3 separate regions of the Homo sapiens genome follow, and all the other regions are linked to region 3. A link is a loop called in an ENCODE intact Hi-C map of the cell type or tissue named here. Cell type or tissue: PC-3. All regions are shown on one strand. Links, peaks and the distances in the headings refer to the core of each region. The heading gives the core; the rest is flanking DNA.

What was found. Peaks named below come from ENCODE experiments on the same cell type or tissue, not always from the same donor. Only the 100,000 strongest peaks of a DNase experiment are listed, where the experiment ranks them.
Region 1: a loop joins it to region 3, with 4 times the contacts of the local background. A loop is called at or near these places in 1 of 110 quality-filtered maps.
Region 2: it touches region 3 in a loop (4-fold over the local background); 1 of 110 quality-filtered maps calls a loop at or near these places.

Annotation. Positions count from the first base shown.
Region 1 is chr14:62,022,314-62,027,095 of GRCh38, forward strand. All of the region lies in intron 3 of SYT16 (synaptotagmin 16), which reads left to right. Among named protein-coding and RNA genes, the nearest start is that of LINC00644, 120 kb to the right of the region's middle. In PC-3, for the core only: no CTCF peak of the experiment used is centred there; no DNase peak of the experiment used is centred there; H3K4me3 peaks cover 1,186 bases; H3K27ac peaks cover 2,755 bases.
Region 2 is chr14:61,989,746-61,994,527 of GRCh38, forward strand. The region is part of intron 2 of SYT16 (synaptotagmin 16); the gene reads left to right. Among named protein-coding and RNA genes, the nearest start is that of LINC00644, 150 kb to the right of the region's middle. In PC-3, for the core only: no CTCF peak of the experiment used is centred there; a DNase peak (open chromatin) is centred at 2,526; H3K4me3 peaks cover 1,599 bases; H3K27ac peaks cover 3,527 bases.
Region 3 is chr14:62,125,031-62,129,812 of GRCh38, forward strand. It overlaps the pseudogene SERTAD4BP. Among named protein-coding and RNA genes, the nearest start is that of LINC00644, 13 kb to the right of the region's middle. In PC-3, for the core only: a CTCF peak has its summit at 2,036 (motif pointing left); a DNase peak (open chromatin) is centred at 2,021; H3K27ac peaks cover 708 bases.

The DNA.
Region 1 (4,782 bases), core at 431-4,430, 100 kb before region 3:
TTTTTTTGTTTCAGCACTTTAAATATATCATTGCATTGTCTTCCAGCTTTGAAATTTTTTGTTGAATATTTAGACCTCATTCTTATTGTTCTTTTGAAGCTAATATTCTGTTCTGCACTGGCTGTTTCTGCGAGTTCTCTTTGTTTTCTTAAGCAGTTTTACCATGATGTATTTAGGTGTGATCTGCTTTTTATTTATCTTGATTTCGTGTTTGATGTTTCATTCATTTTGGAGAATTTTTGGCCCCTATTTCTTCAGATATTGCTTCTGCCACATTTCCTTTTCTCCTTCTATAATTTGTATTACACACACACACACACACACAGACATATGTATATATGTCATACACTATTTGTGCTTTTTTTACTATCCGGTTTTAAAAAATGTACTTCAGTGTAGGCATTTTCAGTTTGCTTATTTTCTGCTTTGCTTTGTCTAATCTGCCATTGGGTTCATCAATTGGATTATTTCACTTAGCAATAATTGTGTACTCATTGGCTATGATACTGCCACTGTGCAAAGCTATCAATTGGATTCTTAATTTTAGTTATAGAATACTTTTAAGTTCTAGATTTTCCATTTGAGTCCCCTTATAAACAGATTCTACATCTCTATTTAAATATTCATGCTTAAAAAATTTTAAAAACATATTAATCTTAATAATTTTAAAGTCCTTGTCTGATAACTTCATTGTTAGAATTGCTTGTGGTTCTATTTCTGTTGACTGATTTTCTCTTCGGTTTTATGTCATTTGGTACTGTTTTTTCAGTAAGCCCAGTAATTTGTGACTTACTGCCAAACATTGTGCATCAAAAATTGTTGAGGCTGTCCATGATTTTTTCTTCTTTTTCCCTGCTGGCTGGGAGCTGGAATACCAGTGGATTACCTTGACACTTTCAAGGGCTTATTTTAGGCTTTGTTTGGGTAGGTTTATTGCAGTCTTACCTTTGTTCTTAGAGATGGCTCTTATTGCTAACCTGCAGTGCCTCACATCTCAATGAAAGTCCAAGTATTTATCAAGTGTACTTTACCTTAGTAGAATTTGACCACCAAACTCTGACTTCCCCCAAACATACAGGTGATAAAATCTCTGCTTAGCTTTTTAGTTTCCCAGCTGCCAGCTTAGGAATTGGCCAACAACTTGGGGGAAATTTTTACTCATATTTTTGGGTTCACTCTTCTGTGCTTACCTACTCCCAGGAATTTTGTCCCAGCTGCTTTGGCTGATTTTACCATTTTCTCTTCATCTCTAGTTCCCCATGGTGGAATTTTGAACAGTGCTCCCAAGGAAATAGTTGAAGTGAATGTGTAGATTACCTTCAGTGCTTTTCTTCTCTCAAGGATCATAGATTCTTAAGTCCTACCTGTGCCAGTTGTTCTTGAATAGCTTCAAAATTTTGTTCAAACAATTGTGTATATTTTTTCATTCAGCTTTTAGAGGTGGCTTTTGTGGGATGGTTATTCTGATAAAAGGTACTCCATCCTTAGTTTTTTAATCGTGTAGTCTTGCTACCTTGCAAACATGTCCTGTTTATCTTATCTTTAACCAAACATTGGTAGTGTATTCTTTTTCAAACATGTGCTAGTCTTGGCTGTTTGATTCTAAAGTTTATATGGGAAAATGTTTTATCAATTTCCCATAAAAACCTTATTGTGTTTATCTAATATAAAAAGTAGAGGAAGAAATGGTGTCTTTAAAATATGCCTTTCCACTTAGGAATGTGGAATATTTTCTGAATTTTTTCCTGTTACCCTTTTACAAATATTAGTAAAACAGCTCAGATATGAACAATATCTTTATGGTCATAATAATATAAATAGCAACTGTTGACTTAATGAAAAATTTTGTATATAATATTTGGACAAAGGTGGAAGAGAATGGAAGTCGTGCAAAATAGCTAGAGTTTCATCTACCGCAGGAATTCTATAATATTCAAACTTGATAAGTGAAAAGTAGTAGTGTAAATATACTTAGAAAAATGAAGGTAAATACCAGAAGAATCAGCTCTAAGAGTTTAAAATATTGGCTGCAGAGGAGCAAAATTGCGAGGTGGGACAAAGGATTGCTATTTTTATTACTGATTACTACTCTTTTATTTAAGAAAAGTGATGTATGTGTATTATCCTTAAAATAAAAATTATGGAAAACAGATAGCTTTTTAGTTAATAGACTTTCTAGAGCAGTTTTAAGTTCCCAATAAAATTGATCGGAAAGTGCATAGTTCCCATACACCCTGTGTTCTCCATTTTCCCCCCACTATCATTCTTCTCCACCAGAGTGGTAGATTTATTACAATCAGTAAACCTGCAATGAAACATCATTATCACCCAAAGTCTAGAGTTTATATTAGCCTGCACTCTTGGTGTTGTATGTTCTATGATTTTTGACAAGTATATAATAATATGCATCTACCATTTATAGCATCATACATAATATTTTCACTGCTTTAAAAAATCTTCTGTGCTCTGCTTATTCATAACTCCCTCCTCACTAACCCCTGACAACCACTGATCTTTTTACTGTTTCTATAATTTTGTCTTTACCAGAATGTTATATAGTTGGACTTATATAGTATATAGGTGTTTCACGTGGGCTTTTTTCACCTATAGTATACATTTAAGATTTCTCCATATCTTTTCATGGCTTGATAGCTAATTTCTTTTCAGGGCTGTATAATATTCCATTATCTAGATGTAACAGTTTATGTATCCATTCACCTACTGAAGGACATCTTGGTTGCTTCTAAATTTTGGCAATTATAAATAAAGCTGCTATAAATATCCGTGTACAGGTTTTTGTGTAGACGTGTTTTCAATTCTTTTGGACAAATACACAATTGTTGTATCATATAGTGAAATCTTAGTTTTGTAAGAGGCTGCCACACTGTCTTCCAAAGTGGTTATACCATTTTGCATTCCCTCCAACAATGAATGAAAGTTCCTGTTGCTTCACATCCTTGCCAGCATTTACCATTTCTAATAAGTATGTAGTAGTGTCTTATTGGTGTTTTAATTTGTAGCCCCTGAATGATGTATGAGGGTGAGTGTATTTTCCTATGCTTATTTGCCATTGGTATATATTTTCTGGTGGGTTATCTATTCAAACATTCTGCCCATTTTTAATTGGGTTTTTCATTTCCTTACTGTTGAGTTTTAAGAGTTGTCTGTATACTTTAGAAAACAATCGTTTATCAGATATATCTTTCACAGATATTTCCTCTCAGTCTGTGGCATGTCTTATGGTTCTCTTGACAGTGTGTTTTGCAGAGCAGATGTTTTTAATTTAATGCAGTCCAATTTATTATTTATTTCATGGATTGTGCCTTTGGTGAAATGTTTATTTTTTTCATAATTTTTTGTATATTTTTATGTTATCCAGCCCCAAAATGTCAAAAATATTTCTAAGTGTTTCATTTTGGGGGGTGCTAATGTAAGTGGTATTCTATTTTAAATTTCAAATTTATTGCTGGTCTATTTTAGTTTTATTGTTGGTATATAGGAAGGCAGTTGACTTTTGAATACTAACCTTGTACTCTGCACCCTTGCCATAGTCACTTGCAAATTGTTAAAAAAAAAACAATAAAATATTTCTCTAATTACATTTTTCTATTGGATCAAATGATACATATTAATTGCTAATATTAAACTATTCTTGAATTCTTGAGGTAAACCTTATTTGGTTATGTGTGGTGATTCTCCAAGTTTGCTACACTTTGCTGTCTTCATTAAAAAATTAGGTAGCTTTTCTTTTATATGCCTTATAGTAAATTATTACATGTAATGTAGTATCTGAGCCCTCAAAGTTTGGAGTAGCTCTTTGTCCCTGTCTTTTTGTTTGCTTAGCAACCTGCCCTTTTCCTTAAGTATAGCATGGATCACAATGAGTGGGGGGAATGTCTCCCATGATCCATACAATTGTCATATCAAAGTATATTTCAAACTGTTGCAATTACCCATTTTCTTAATCTGTTTATGTTGCTATAACTAAATACTTGAGACTGAGTAATTTATAAAGAAAAGACATTTATTTCTCACAGTTCTGGAGGTTGGGATATCCAAGATCAAGGCACTGGTATCTGGTGTCTGGTGTCTGGTGAAGGCCTTCTTGCTGCATCCTCACATGGCAGAAGGTGGAAGGGCAAGAGAGCAAATTCACTGAGTGAGCTCACTATGTGAAGCCTCTTTTGTAAGTGTCTTAGTCCTATTCAGGAAGGAGGAGCCCTCATGGCCTAATCACCTCTTAAAGTCCCCACCTCTTAATACTACCACTTTGGCAACACCTGGATTTTGAAGGAGACACAGTCAAACCATAGCCCCCATTTTCTTTTCTCTTTCATTTGCTAGTTTCTAAGCTTTGTAGAGGCAGCAGCATGTCTGTCTTGGTTACTACTGTAACATCAGAGCCAGTATACCGCATAGCATGTAGAAGGTACTCAGAGAATATATGAGAATAAATGAATAACAGCTTCTCCTTCTAGTAATGTATTGGCTTTTCCTTTAAGACCAAGTATAGGTACTTTGACACTTTAAAATTAGGTGTCCTTTTTGCTTTTAAGAGATGAAGTTTTATGTACCTGAAGCTATTAGTTATATTTTTATTTTCAACTACTTTTTTGCCTGCTTGATCTTTCAGAGACTTAAAATGTTTTTTTAATGCATGTCTTAAATGTTTTTTATACATTTCAATGCTGTGTGTCTCCGCAAAATTGTTTATGATGCTGATGTCTTCATTGCGAATTTTGTCTTTTATCCTTTGTAAAACTAACTTCTCTGTCATTTAAT
Region 2 (4,782 bases), core at 456-4,455, 140 kb before region 3:
CAGCCTTGTTTTGTATGATTCTAAAGCTATTAATATTTCTTTCCTTTGTATTGTCTCATTTTTCTGTGTCTAATGATGAAAGCATATTTTGATTATAGGGCAGCTTCACATTTCATTTTATATTAACTGCCTCCCTGAAGTCCAGTGTAAAAAGGCCTGTTGGATTGCTCATGCCCCGGCAGTGACAATATGGCTGTACTGTATCCGTATTTTTGCCAGAAAGAGTCCTGAGTAGTCCCTTTTTATATTTGTTGAGATGCCAACGTTTAGAACACATTTTGGACAAATGCTGTAGAAGATATTTCATTTCAATGACACATATTCCAACCCACATAAGAAATTTGCTCTTAACGGAAAACACCTGTAGACTCCTTTGAATCATGTTAAAGATGAGTTGCAGCCTATTTTATAGTTCTTATTTTGACTCCATGCATTATTCATCTTCCTAAGCTTTCTTATTTATACCAGGTCTATGCAAAATGTCTTTCTCCAAAAGGCATGATAATTGTCATAAAAATAATTAGCTTTATGACTACTCTAGTAAGTCAATAAGAAATAACCAACGTTTTATAGGTGACACAAGAAAGTTAACTGAAAGCTATGAGAAGACACTTGAAATAAACCCATGGTTCTTGACTTTTGCTTGTGACTAACCTATGAGTCTTGGTGAAGAATGAGAAGAGTATATTTTTCCAAGTGATTTCTCCTTCAAGAAATGATGAACATCAGCACACTTTAGTAGATGAACTTGTATACAATTTTGATTTGATGTTTGGTTACCTGGGGACCATATTATTGGAAACATGTTCTTGTCTTTCAGAATGTGTCTGACTTTCTCCAGGAGTTAGTTGATAATCCTTTGAAAATCACACAGGCATACAGGCTTCTGCTTTAGCTTTCACCAAAATAACAGATTTTTAAAGCACAGCTTCTAGAATCTGGTATTTCTTCTTAGGTCGTAACTGTCCCCCAACCCTGCAAGCAACCCCATCAGATAGAAAATGGGGTTGGAAAGATTTAACTAACAACCCTTAAAGGACTATGAGCATTGTTATTCTGGGATGGAATACCTCTTCTCTGTTCACAGTTAGCTTTGGTGAGAACAATCAAAATATTTGATAAAACATATGGCTCAGGAATTTGACAGTTTTTCTTTCTACAGAAACACAACTCTTTAATATTTACTGCTTAGTCATTTCCTATGTACAAAATGATCTTAATTAAAATAGAATTCCAATTAAACCAAGATTTTAAAAAAGTAGCCTTTAAGAATATATTTATTTATGGCTTTTTAAAATCTTTATCAATTGCTACTAATTCTTTCTTAGATTGTCAGTTTATTCTGAGTACTTCAATACTTTGTAAATCTTCCCAGGTCATGTTTGTGATAGAAGCTTGTATGGTAAACACACACACACACATACACACACACCATCTTTTTTTGTTGTCTCATTTTATACTTCCATAGTGATGAGATATCATGAACCATTTCAATTGTAATAATGGGCCTTCTCAGATATGACAAGACCTTAAATGTATTTTTCCTTCTAATCCAGGGAACTGGACTTTTTTTCTGTTTTTCATTTGTGTGTGTGTGTGTGTGTGTGTGTGTGTGTGTTTTCTAAAACACCAGAAGCTACTTTGTCTTCTTGTTAGCTGTAAGAAAGCCACCAAAGAAGTAGGATACAGTATATATCTGGCATTATTATCCTTGGTGTGCTCTACCAATCAAGTTGAAATTTACCTAAGCCCCAAAGATATCTCCATGGTTACCCTGCCAGTGCTGGGCCTCTTTGGCTTTAGGCTGATTTAGCATAAAATGAAAGATCTCTGGCGTTGCTAACTAGGTAGTTTTTCAGATTCTAGCTGTAGGTTTCATTTCTTTTTGAGTATTTTAGAATATAGCAACTGGACACTCTTTTATATAAAGACTGAGATTTGGCTTCTTTCCAATTATTCTGGGATCATCTCACAATGGTTATTGACAAAAAAGTACAGAACTATTCCATGAAAAGGCATCTTGCTTCTGGTTGTATCCGTCCTCAATATTACAATGTTCTGTGGCACACAATGGCAAATTCTTGGATTTAAGAGCAGAAAGGGTGTTAAAAGTCATCTAGTGCGTTAATGCCACTTTAGAGATGAATAAATAGAAAGGAATCAGGTTTACTTAGCTTTAAATGTTTTCACTAATAACTTTGTTCGTTCATTCATTCATTCATTCATTCATTCATTCATTCATTCATGGAACATGGAGAGCCCCTGCCCTGTGTGGATTCTGGAGCTACAAAGTATAAGCACAGCCCTAGCACTTGTGGACTCCCAGTCCATTGGAAGAGGAAGACTGACAAATATCCATTATACCGAGGGAAACGTTATATCATAAAGGCACATTCAAAACACTCTGAGGCCACACCTTTGATTGTAGATGAAGAGTTGACAGAGGAAGCAATAAACATTTCCTCATAAAAAATGAGTATCGGGCAGTTTAGGGAGAGAAGTCATCCTGGGCAAAACAAACAGAAGTCAGGAAAGAGCACAGTCACTTTGGAAAATGCTTAGTGTGTCAGTGAGACTGGCACATAGGACTTTACAGCGAGGAGTGGTAAGGAAAGGCTGAGTTCTCATGGCGCGGCAGCATTATTGCGGACAGCTCAGACAGCTAGGTATTCAGTGAGGACAAAAGGCGGGAGCTCCGTGAGTTGCTGTTGTCCTGAAATTAGTTCCAAGCTGGTTGATAAATAGCCACCGATCTGAAGCCCCTTCCAGTGTCCTTTTGTACCTCTAGACCTCCTCAGACCCAGTGATACAGCAATTAAAGTGTTTACACTTTGCAGGAAGCCTTTAGGATCCCCCCAGCACTAAGCCCAGTTGGATGGTGCTGATAATTATTATTATTGTTTTTTTGAGCACTTCTCCTCTTGTATGCCACAGTACAGAATTTGAACTTTATCCTATAGGGTGGGGCTTGGAAATTCAAATGCATCCAGGGGTCGGGCAGGCTACATAGAAATGAGTGAAGCGAGTGGATTGTAAACAACAGGGAGAGGTGAAGATTATATAGAGTTGGAAACATTCAAATTAATTTTTAAAAAACGCTATATCAACAAACATAAATGAGTAGTGATTTTGACAGCACCAGTGCTCAAACTTTGCAGTTTAAGTAACAGGGAATCATAATGGCTTTTTTTCTTTAAAACTAGGAGAATGATCAAAATTCATTTTTTACAAAATTTGCCATTTTGATGAACTGTCAATTTTTGTAAAAAATGAATTTTTTCATTTTCGTTTTGATGAACAGAGATTATAGAAACCAAGGGGATATGAGGCCAAGAATATGAGCTGTACTAATTTGAAGATTTGGACAAGAAGATGCTGGCTCAAATTCAGAGATTTTGGGTTGCATATGAAAACAAAGTTTTCTACCAAACATCACATATGCTCACTCAAAAGTGGGAGTTGAACAGTGAGAACACATGGACACAGGAAGGGGAACATCACACACCGGGGCCTGTGGGGGTGTGGGGGGCAAGGGGAGGGAGAGCATTAGGACAAATACCTAATGCATGTGGGGCTTAAAACCTAGATCCAGATTGATGGGTGCAGCAAATCACCATGGCACATGTATACCTATGTAACAAACCTGCACGTCTGCACATGTATCCCAGAACTGAAATAAAAAAAATTAAAAAATTCAGAACAACAACAACAAAAAACTCAAAGTTTTTTTGTGTGTAATAGAATGATGGAAGAATTATTAAGGAAAACATGTCATTTCTGGCTTAAAAAGTTTAAGGTACCAAAAAGATGGCCGTGGGAGCTAAAGCCACTGGAATCTCAGAGAGAACCTTGTAAATCTGTGACGCACTGAAGCTTAGTAACTTACACAAAATATTTGCAGAGAAAAAAAAAACCCGAAAAACTTTGAGTGGCGAAATGGGATGTAACAAATGGCAAAAGGATCTTTACTGTTGTTACTATGCAGGGAACTTATGTGATAACATTGTTTAACATCTTTTTAACAGTTCTGGATAGAATTTATCCATCAACTTAACCAATTTACTGAGTACATAATATATGCTAGGTGTTGTTTTTTGCATGATTTTTAATAGGATTTGTTATTGAGAATTCACTATGTGCTCAGCACACTTCTAGGCAATGGGGATAAAATAGAGAACTAAACAGACAATCCCTGCCATCCAGGGAGCCTCCATTCTAGAGCAGGAGACAGGTGTAAACCTCATATAAAATCAGGTTATGGTGAGCAAACAGAATGAATTGAGTCTGGGTAAGAAGAGCATATGAAGCGAACTAGGTATGTAGTATGTGAGGGAACTAGGGTGTGGGGAATGAGATAACTGTACAAAATATGATGAAAGAGAATCTTTGGAGACCAAAAGCTAACGGAGTTTGGAATGGAAGAAGGTAGTGTTGAAGAGAGAAATTCACAATCCCCCATGTTGTGAGTCTAGAGTGATGAACGCTTGTAGCAAAGTGATACACTAGGTTTGGATGAGCTGAATTTGAGATTTTAGTGAGACATCCAAGTCTATCAGTATTTCTCAAACTTCCGTGGGTGTCAGACTCACCTGGAGTACTTGCCAAAAATCCCAAGGTTCAGACTAGGCCCTTTTCCTTCAACCAGCCTGGGCCTTTGTGTTCTTTATTAGCTCACTAGGTGTTTCTGACACACCAGAGTTTGAGAATCATTGGCTTTGACAGCCACAGATACAAGCCTGGAAAGAAAAATTGAGCAAAGGCTGGAGATGTATATTTTGGAGT
Region 3 (4,782 bases), core at 432-4,431:
TATTTTAACCTAAAAGTGGCTAGAACCATCCTCCAAAATTGATACTGAAAACATTTTAAATAGCTAAACAGCTTTCAGGGAGATAATTGTCAAACTGATACCAGCTGTGAAGGCTTTTCAGCATTTTAACAACCCATGTGGGTATTTTTTAAGAGCAATAAACTAAATGGCTAAGTGTGTTGCCCACGGAGGAGCTGAGACTCAAATCTAGAACTCCTGGGAATTTTCTCTGTATTTTCAGGATCTGATACATTCAGTATATTAGGCTAATTGGTTGATGATAGCCAGACAGTCTTTATGAACCTTGGAATCATTTGATATGATTTTTTTGGTCTTGATCTGTCAAATAAAAATATCTTTCCTGGAGGTACACTTGGGATCCAGAACTATAAGTTTATTTGTCATTTGGTTCTCTAATCTGCCACCTGCCTTCCCTTGTATTACTCATTAAAAGATTCTTAATTGGTCATAAATGCTGTAGATATTGCATTACATTGGAAGATAAAATGAGCAGACATTTTAAAAAGATACATATAAGAAAGTCATGTTTGCTCATGATGAAGTTACTCATCTCATTTTCTAGCCTTTTCTCACTGTCACCTACACTATAGTAATTCATTAGAGCTTGTTAAAAAAATTAGAGACCTGCCCAGCTATCATGCTAATAATAGCCATTGATGCTTCTCAATGTGAACCCAGGAAAAGTGACTTCATTCTTCACTATTTAGTTAAAATGCAGTCTGGCTTTGTTCATGAGGCTAAAGCATCTAAGCCAGTGTAGGGAAGCAATAGCAACAACAACAACAATCAATCAAACCAATTGCCTGGCATTCTATTGATATGGCAATCAGCTGATTGACTGAATGTTCTGCTCTTAACTTGTTGCCATAGTGCTACTACTACACCTGCTGAATGCTGCAACCTAGAGGCTCTCAAAATGCAATCCCCAGACTGGCAGCATCAGCATCACCTGGAAATTTGTTAGAAATGCAAATTCACTGCTGCTAGCCCAGATCTACTGGATTAGAAACTCTGGGGGTGGGACCCAGCAATTTGATTTAACATACCCTCCAGATAATTCTGATGCTCACTAACATTTGAAAACTACCATTACATCAATTAGTGAAACAGTTTAAAAAAAAAGTACAAGTAATTGTCACACGGGATAACCCAAAGCTTCACCTAATTATTTGATTAAATCCTTAAAAAATATACCAAAGAAAATGCAGTTTACTAAAAAACAGCCCCTGAGAAACCTGGTTTCAGTGATGCTTTCTTTGTTCTCTCTACAATCAGCTTTGTTCTTCTTTCCTAAACTTTTGAAATCATTGAAAACTCTATATAAGCTGAGTTTGCTTACTGAATTCAGGGACTGTGTAGGTATAGTAGTAGCAACTATTGTCTTTGCTTCAGTTCACTTGTGAATTATCATGACATATTCATTTCTTTTAAGATCAGATACACCACTGTTTTAAAATTCTTCATTCCCTTAACAAAACATAACAACTATAACTTAAGGCTTTCTTGGGTTAATAATCCACAGTGATGTCAGTGGAAAACTGGAATGCTTGGGAATGATTTTGTAGCTTTTCTTACTGACTGAGGAAAATCATTTAGCTACAAAAAGTTGCGGGAAGCTTTTGTAGCTTAGATGCACTGAGTTGGAGGACAAACTAGAAAAAGCAAATTCTTGAACACATTTAAAATATTTAAGCTTAGAAAAATTTAAGATTTTAGAGGAAAACCATCAAATGTCTTGCTGTAGATTTATTTAACTAACACATACATTATTCATTCTTTTGTGAACTAAATGGTTTCAACACATAGAAATATTTGAGGATGTGTATTAAGGGTAAAATAAATTATGTTTAAATATGAAGTTTCTTTCTGGCCTGGTCCCCCGAGGTTGAATGAGAATTGAACTGGACTCAATTTGTTTTCTAAATTCATTCAGTGCTTTCTCTAGAAGCTGCTTGTCTTTAGCTTTCAAAGTAGATCTTGCCTCCTTTTTGTGATATGAGTGCCACCTAGAGTACACTCTGAGAACTCCCTTAAGCACTATCGTTAAACTAAACGATAACTGAAAATTGGCTTTTGGAACTCCGTCCTTCCTTAAGCAAGTAAGAACCTCAGTAGCAATCGTATTTTAAAGGAGAAAACAAAGGTCTTCACTTTCAGTATTATGACAAGGTCAAGTTTGCAAGTCAGAACGTTACCTAAATCTTTCATTTACTTAGAACACCATTAAACCATGTGTTAGGACGATGGCTACACCATAATCATATCATAGAGTGTTTTGTCTACAGATACACCATTATTTCTTTAAAGTGTAATTGGGCTGCCAACTATTTTATGCCAGTTTGATTAACCTAGTGACACTAAATGATCTCTCTGTATTAGGCAGTTTAACTAAAAGAATGATGAAAAATTTCTTTTCTCCTCCCATTACATTCCATTTCAAATTTGGGTGTGTTTTGACATTAAATGGCATGAAATAAAATAGTATATTGGTATTTGACTTCTGAGGGGCTGCATAAGGAAATAAACATGAGTATCCTATCTAGAACATCTGTTTTGGGTCTGAATGGTGGTATTTTCCTGCCTGCAGGCTTTTCAATCCAGGGCAGTTGTCACTGCTTCACCACGTTGAAGGGAGAATACCAATTTCCAGGATCACCAGTTTATTTTTATAGATAAAAGTTATATTATAAGATACTATTTGCCACAATAAAATCTAACCTTTCCCCAATTATTTTATTTGTTTAGCTTATCCAACAAAAGTATTAACATATACATTAACAACGTCGAAAGTAGCCTACTTTAAGAGAAAATATGCAGAAGAAGAAGATTTACATCAAGATTACCATGGGTATTTTCCAAAAGTAAGGGTTTACTTATTATTATTTGTTCATTTTCATGAATGTTGTCAACATAAAAAGCTGTAGTTTTTGTTTTTCTAAATATAGATTTAATGATCATGTTTGCTTTCCAGCACCTGATATTACCTGAGGACAGAACTTGCATTCTCAAACTTTCTCTGGAGAAGCTCAGGTTTCTTGAAGACCCAGAAACCTACTTAAGAAGGTCTGTGTTAATTAACAATTTGCTGAGGAAGATACATCTAGAGACGGAGAAAGAGAGCTATGAATACTTTAAAGAAGCTCCCTGTTATAAGACTGCATATTCTGATACAAGAAAACGGCTGAAGTTTATGGTACAGGAATGCTGTTCTCAGTCTCTCTATTATGAAGAGCTGCATTCGTATCATATTGTGCCTTATGCTTCGGAGAATGCCATTTATGAAATGGGCTACACTAGCAGCCACTTGGAGCAAAATTCTCAGTTGCTTATTTATAAAATGAATTAAAGTAACTGTTAAGTCCATTGATACTTTGTTTCTAAATGCTTGAACTGTTTATAGTGAAGATGTTAATATAAGGCACTCATTACCAGTGCACTTGATATCAAAGATGAGATGCATGCTGAACTGATTGGAGAGAGCAATGGTTATTACTCAGCAGTCCTTAGAATCATCAAATTGAATAGAAAATATGTTCACATATGATAAAGCGGTCAATTAGTGCTTTAGAAGCAAAGATTTTTTTTAAACATAAGATGTGTAGGAAGGGGCCTACGTTAAACAATTACACAGATGAAAAATTTTCTTTTATGCCTTGATTTCCAAATTCTGCCACTCTTACTGGAAAGTAATGAAAGTAACAGATTAAATTGATAATGCCATGTCCCTGAGGATGAAGGGTGGAACACATTTAATTTTCTGTAAATGATATGAGGAAGGGCTGGTTCTTTCTGAAGTGCTTTGACTTGTCAAGCATTGTGCCAAATAATTGACACCATTCTCCTTTTACCATTAGTAGCAATTCGAGATGGGGCAAAGACACTGCAACTAAACTGCTGAATGTAACAACCAGATTACTCCAAACTGATCCATTGTACTATTTTGCGGGGAGGGCTTAGACTTTTCTCTTTAAAAGTGAATTTTAACGAAATAGCCTTGCAGATGGGCTTATCTATAAGTTCTACAGGTTGGTTAAAATTTGTGGTGGGCCTTTAGTTAGCCGTTTACATTTTATTTGTTTTTTTTTATAGGCTGTGAAGCTCAGGAAAAGGGTAGGCAGGTAAAATTTGTTTTTAATGAGTTGATACTTTTTAGAAACCTTATCTGCAAAAATTAATGAGAACAACAAATTCCACATGATGTTATTTCTTCATCTAGCTAAGAGTACATTTAAGGCTGCCTGGATGAAACTTTGCACTGATTTTTGTATAATAGTTGATCATTCACTATTTGACAAATTGTTTCAGAATGCCTTTGGTGGTGAAGTTTAGATAAGTCCCTATGTTTTGCAATTTTACAGATAATTATTTAACAAGTTGGATAGATTCATGAAATTGTTTGAAGTGGTTCATACTGTTCTTTCAGGTTTGAGTGAGATGTCAGATTTCAGTGTCTGAAGTTTTGTCCTATGGAGCATATCATTTAAAGAATTGTCATTAACTGATAAAACAGATTGGAAAAACTAGGTGCCAAAGGTGTATTTAAGAAAATACCAAAGACTCAAAGATGAGTGTTAGGAAGACTATGATAATGAAGATAAGAATCTAAAGTAAGGATTGCATAGGACATAGAAGAACATTGTTAAAGGGGTTTGGAATGATTTGCTTACTAATGTACTTTCAGAACACTTTATACATAATAATGGTAATCAAGGGCACTGCTTTAAATGAAGATACTACAGACCTTTAGGAATCATATGCCTT